Linked DNA regions of Homo sapiens: region 1 is linked to region 2. A link is a contact called in ENCODE Hi-C or POLR2A ChIA-PET data. All regions are on one chromosome and are shown on one strand. The core of a region is the stretch at or near the end of the contact, and the rest is flanking DNA. Distances in the headings are between cores, read along the strand shown. Region 1 overlaps LOC105373188 (a long non-coding RNA gene). Region 2 has its middle 63 kb from the start of PPP1R2C.

Region 1 (3,200 bases), core at 108-2,607, 220 kb before region 2:
AAAAAGCATACAGGTATCACAGTCTTGTTTAAAAAAGATGTGAAGCAGAAGATGAAGAAAAGTCATCAATGAAGAGAAATATGAGAAATAAAAATAAATTAGAAATTAAATATTTACAAAAATAAGTGTCACATTGGATGCAATCATAAACAGAATAAACAGTATTTGATGCCACAATCAGTGACATGGAAGTGAAACTTCAAAAAAATTACACAAAATGAGAATTAAAATGAATGAGATATAAAATTATAAAAAGATCATTAGATATGGAATTCAGATGAAAGAAAAGAACAGAAAAGATGGAAAAATGCATTCAAAGATTTAATAGAAGAAAGTGTTTTTGAAATAAAAGTCTTGTTTGACTCTGAAGAGCAAATTAGGCTGTTTCCTAGGGAAAGTAACTGGTAAAGTTACTGATATTTGAAGATTAAGAAAAAAGTATCCTAAGGAAATCTTGGAGAAAAAGCAATTAACATACAAAAGGGAGCATAATTATGCTACTCTGAGATTTCTCTACAGGATACTACTTACCAAGATAATTGGAAGAATTCAATGAAATAATGTAATTATGCTAGTCCTTGGATTGCCATCAGGACATTCATAAACTTACTGAAACGATATTCAAAATATTGTTTGTGCACACATGTAAACTTTGCTGGGATAAAACCAATGTTTTTTTTTTTTTTTAACTTGATTTACAAAGAGATGACAAATAAATTAAGAACCACTGCCCTAGAGCATGTCTCCCCAGTGGTGGACGTCATGTTTCCAGGAGTGTTTTGTGTCCTTGAGTTTATTACAAGATTCTTTTTAAGAGTATGAATTTTCATTCCAATTATATTTAAAATTAATAAGAGTAGCATGTTCTCTATCATATGGATGGCCATCTAATTTTTATTTTTACTTTTTTTGACAGAGGACCTACAGGGAACTTTATATTCTTTCTTCCCTCTTCACCCGGGTACTGCCCCTTGCGAAGTCCAAGTGGGCTCCTGGCACAGGGATCCTCCATCTTCTCTGGCACCCGTGGCATTGCCAGCAGGCCAAAAGGGGCAGCTGGCATTGTTGGCTTCAGTCTGACCCAGGGTACCCAGCTGTGGTCCCCTCAGCCCACAGTAGGGGCAAGGGCTGCTTCTCCACAGTTCATAATGAAGGCTTTCAGCAATGCCCAGCTGCCTCTTCTCCAAAAGTCTGGCTTTTGAACACTCTTCTCCTTCCTGGGGAGGGTTTTTGCCCCTCTGAGGTTGGACAGGAACCAGAAGAACAGTTTATCTGCTTCATCTGTCTGTGACCTGGGGCTTACCCAGCCCCTAATCCTTCTGGCAAGCACTGTGCTTGAGCACTGTCCACACAGTGGAAACCACAGGAAACGACTTTGGCTTGTGGAGGGGGAAGAACGCGAAATGAAAACAAAAGCACACAGGAGCACATAGAAAAGCCCCATCCACTGCCCATCTCTCTCCCTGGGGGCCCCAAACAACCACTAAAATAAGACCCAAACTAAAGGCCTGCCATGCAACCCCAAAATCAATTAACCTCTCCTGAAACATGCAAAGAAACTGCCCACCTAGAAATATCCAAAATAGTCTGTGCCAATTATGAAGAGATCAACAGCTTCACCCACCCTCTCTGGAACCTCTAGTACTGACTGTGTCATCCGTGGGGTGCCCCAAGGAGGGTGGACTCTTTTCTCAAGGCCAGGACAGTGACAGTTACAAAAGGTGGTCCTTGCTTGCAGCTGAGAACTGCTTTTTCTTCAACTAACAGACAGTGACAGTGGCCTGGGCCAGAGGTATGCTTGAACTCATGAGACACCACGAAGCCCAAGAACCAGTGGTGCCTTTTAATGCACCCACCTTTGGCAGGTGGTGACAATCTCCAGGAAACCAGCACAATTCACAAATACAGATTAGGACAATGCAAGGGCTATTTCTGGTGGCAAAACACCAGCAAATAAAACTGGGCCAAGCAGGGGCAGGACACTGGAGGTGCCCTATGACCATGTCTTTTCCAGATTTGCAGCAAAGGCACCATTGGGGTTTCCCATATGACCTGTCCCATATGGCATGTGGAGTCACATGGTGAAGTCACCAAGGTGCACATGTGGGTCTCAGCTTTCTCAGCTCTGGTACCCAGACCCTGTACTCCCTGGCCCATTCTCTTCCGTACTCAATGTGGATTACCCATCCTCTACCTTGCAGCTGGGGCACAGCCTGGAGGGGAGACATCTTGGAGGTCACATATTCTACAGGATTTAATGTTGTCCATCCCCCACCTCTCCCATTTTTTTCCTTCTCCTTTTGTCTTTGTCTCATTGCTAGATGACCATCTTATGATTGAGCATTACTTTATTTTAATGTGCATGTTTACCCTTGTGTTTAGGTGACCACGTTGCACAAAAGGATCATGAAGCACCAGCATTTACATTTTAATATGCTGGTAAGCACATTGCTTTGCTCTTGTTAGCCCCCTCTAATGCCACAAATGAAAACTTTTAGCACCTGCTATTGGGCAAACATTGACTTCCTTAAACAGTTATGAGGGAAAAAAAACCTAGACTTTTGCTTTTAAAAAGCACTGAACTATGACATTATTGAATTTTGACTTAAATTACTTACATAAGAGTTGGATGTCCTATCCTGAAAACTACTATGTTTTGTAGGAATGTTCTACTTCAATTATTTTGGGTTAATGGAAAAATACAGAGGCAGAATTAATATATGATAAAAGGTCTTAAAATTATTTAAACAGAGAAAACAGTGAGATAATCAAATCATCATATGGTACACTATCATATTTGTATACGTAATATCAATGGTGAGCACTAGTATAGCTTCAGCAAAAACTTATTTTCTATATAAAATTAATATGGTTTATTTAAATTTTATTAGTTGTGTGATGTGATAAATTCAACTTTTAATTTAGATTGTATAGTTGTAAAAGGGATGATAGCACAGGCAGTTCACCCCTAGGTTTACATATATATATTTACAGGCCATTATAATTTCAAACAGAGTTTCTGTCCTCACTGTGTATCAATAAAAACAAAACAAAATAAAACAAAACAAAAACAAACAAACAAAAAATACAAATCTTCTTTTATAAGTATTTTAAAAATCCCACCCATAGCATAATTTATCCAAACTGGCTTTGCTGTAGGCAGTGTGCTGTCATTCTCTAGCTAAGTGACTCCACTAATC
Region 2 (2,891 bases), core at 260-2,759:
TCAATTATTGACTTTTCTTTAGAAGAAAATGAGAATTGATGTTTCTGCCTTTCTATAATTTTGGGCATATATCTTTGTATACCCCTAGCCTCAAATCCATTCTACCCTTGCCACACCTCTCCTCTCCATTTTAAATGAAGAATTCTGCTTAGGAGAAATTGTTTTCTCCCTTTTAACATTCTCATCCAGCCAAATAATTTTCTTGCTTCCAAACCTCATCTACTTTCTGATTTAGGCAGAAGACAGCAGATTCTAAAATTATAGCACCTTGGGGTTAGGAGAGATTAGTGAAGGTATCTAACTTAACTCAGTTGCTATGGCTTAACTTAGTCTCCTTGGCTTAAAGGATGGGACAAGAAATAAGGCTTATTAATTATTCAACTCTATAAACATTTATAAAGCCAGGTACTGGTAGACACCAGGGATTCAGAAATGAATAATCCATGATGATTGTCTTCAGGAAGCTCATAGTCTAGTGGTTGGAAAGATAAGTAAACAATTAGCAAATACAGAAGTGAATTAACTGCCATGAGAGAAAGGTACTATGGGAGCATGTAATCCAGGCTGTGAGGCTTTCTTGAAAATGGGATGCCTGACCTGGGCCTTGAATAATGAAACCTCAGAAATCCTCAAACTTTAGAAAGAGTCTCTTTGTGAAAGCATGATGTTCAAAATGTAGTTGCGGTGGGAGAAGTTACTATAGGAATAACTGTAAAAATGTCATCTTTATACTCAGGATGGCATGGCATGGTGTCTGTGTGGTTTATTGGCAATGGCAAGCTTATTGCTTTTAATGCCGTAATTTTCACAGGGTCACCGTTCTACTTTTTCTGCTGTATGTGTTACATAAAACTGTACTTCTTCCCTTTTATTGGAAAAAGTAAAAATTCCAGTAGAGGAAGCAGCTTCTTGATAATAGGATATTTTCCATGAGGCAAATTAAACCCTCGCACATTCACTTCACTCTGCTTCGCTCCCGCCTTCATGACTGTTGAGCCCAAGTCAGCTCCTTCTTCCCTGCTCTTCTTTTCCCCAGAGGCCCTCTTCTGTTGCCCTGGTGATCTGTCAGGGCCAGGATGACCTATCCTGTGCTCTCATTCAAATTGTTACGACTCAACGTATAGATTGATAATTTTCTAATTATCTTTCGCTAATGGGTATTTCGGCTAAAATCAATCTGTCCTCATTTAAGGCCATAAGAAGTGCTTAGAAAGCCAAGCTGCTTCTCCTGTCATTGTACCCAGACAGCAGGGACTATCCAGGCTCTGATTAAACATGTTCTATACCTGGAATGTTAAAGAAAATGAATCCCTTTCCGGGGTTAGAAAAAAGAGAAGTATGTGAAGGGGGAAGAAAGATGAGTCATGTGAACAGAAGTTGAATGGAATATCAACTAGAAAACTGAGCCCCACTGACGGAGCTGCTGTGTTTGATGCAGTGGGTTTAGGAACAAAGAGATTGCCCGAGTTAGGAGATGAGAAGCAGGCACTAGGGGCGCTCGCCTGCAGGAAGCAGGAACAGGAGCTCTCCGGCACACCTCAGATGCCAGTGCTGGCTGTAAAAGCCAACTTGCTGTAAAAGCCAACTTGCTCTAAACAGTGCCAGTTTTGCAGCCTCACAGGCCGACAATTACAGAAACCTCATTATACTTGAGTGGGAGCCAAGGCATGGCAGTGGCAGGGCCATGCCTTGGCCCCTACTCAAGCATAATGAGAAGCTTTCTGTAATTATCGGACCACAGCTGTGTTATCACACACAGATCTGCCCAGTCCCTGAGAGTGAGTTCCAAAACAAGAGTGCCACAGTGCTTGACAACACCTCTGCCTTCAGAGCCCTCGAACCTTGCCCGGTCCTCACTGTGGCCAGAGTGTGGCACTGACCCAGGGCCCGAGATGTTTGTTTTCTTATATTTCATAGAGTTTAATTTTAAAAGAAAAAAAAAACTGGTGAACTTGTTTAATACCCTAGACTATAGAGCCAGCTGTTAGCGGGCCTGAAAGTCAGATGCTGGCTGAGCCATTCCCTGGAACTCATTGTGGCCAGTGTCCTTCCTGTGTCAGCTGGGATGAGAGAACACAAACACTAGAGCCCAGTGTCTTATCAGAAGTTCCAGTCTGGATGTGTATCTTTCCTTCTAGGCCCAAGGGTAGGGGCTGAAAAAAAAAAAAAAAAAAAAAAACAGCACATTGCACTGCCAGTTTTGGATGTCAGTGAAAGGATTCTCAAACCACTATGTCTTTATTCCCACCATAGAGAATGGGGGACGGGCCAGAGGAGGCTCAAAATTTTCTGTATTAGAAAGGGCCATAGATGTCTGGTAGTCCAACCTCTCACTCAGTGTAGTTGCCTCCTTAAAAATATGCTAGAGCTGTCATCCAGTCTCTCCTTGGATACTTCCAGGAGCTGGCTACTCATTCCTTGATAAGGTAGTGTGATTTATATCTGAATATTCTCGGGTGTTTTTGTTCCTTTTGCTCTGCAATGGAAAGAGAAAATCATAATAGGTGTCTCCCTTGCTTTAAACTTTTCAAGGGGCTCCTATGGCCCTTAAAATCAAGTCCATGTTCACAATAGCTCTGCATGTTCAGCCCCACTCCCATCTCTCAGCCTCATCCCTTGATGTGCTCCTCTCACCCAACCAGCAGATAGAGAAACTCCAGACACTGGGACCTTCTTTCACCTCCTATAATAAGTCTTTTTCTCTCTCACTTCCAGCCTTCTCACCTGTAAATTCCTCTTCCTGGAACATTTCTTCCCAGGTTCTCCTCTCTTTACCCTGCAACCCCTACTCATCTTTTGGGTTCTTTTTTTTTTTTTTTTAAATCTGGGAAGCCTCCCTAACTTTCAACCTAGATTAACTCTCTTTGCCATAAGCATTTAGAGCACTGCCT

The links. Hi-C counts contacts between places; a loop is a spot of excess contacts on that map. ChIA-PET counts read pairs that join two places held with the same protein, here RNA polymerase II (POLR2A). Pooled maps may share reads with other maps.
Region 1: a loop to region 2 is called in a map with no recorded cell type, with 2.3 times the contacts of the local background. The contact joins two enhancer-like sites. A Hi-C loop is called at or near these places in 7 of 37 single-sample maps with no recorded cell type and 7 of 50 pooled maps. POLR2A ChIA-PET finds 5 or more read pairs at or near these places in 2 of 52 experiments (CD4-positive, alpha-beta memory T cell and naive thymus-derived CD4-positive, alpha-beta T cell).

Annotation. Positions count from the first base shown.
Region 1 is chrX:42,932,693-42,935,892 of GRCh38, reverse strand. The region is part of intron 1 of LOC105373188 (a long non-coding RNA gene); the gene reads right to left. Among named protein-coding and RNA genes, the nearest start is that of PPP1R2C, 160 kb to the right of the region's middle. Within about 2 kb of position 1,357, at least 7 of the 41 ENCODE cell types and tissues checked have a DNase peak (open chromatin) inside an H3K27ac peak, as active enhancers do.
Region 2 is chrX:42,714,214-42,717,104 of GRCh38, reverse strand. No RefSeq gene overlaps it. Among named protein-coding and RNA genes, the nearest start is that of PPP1R2C, 63 kb to the left of the region's middle. Within about 2 kb of position 1,509, at least 4 of the 41 ENCODE cell types and tissues checked have a DNase peak (open chromatin) inside an H3K27ac peak, as active enhancers do.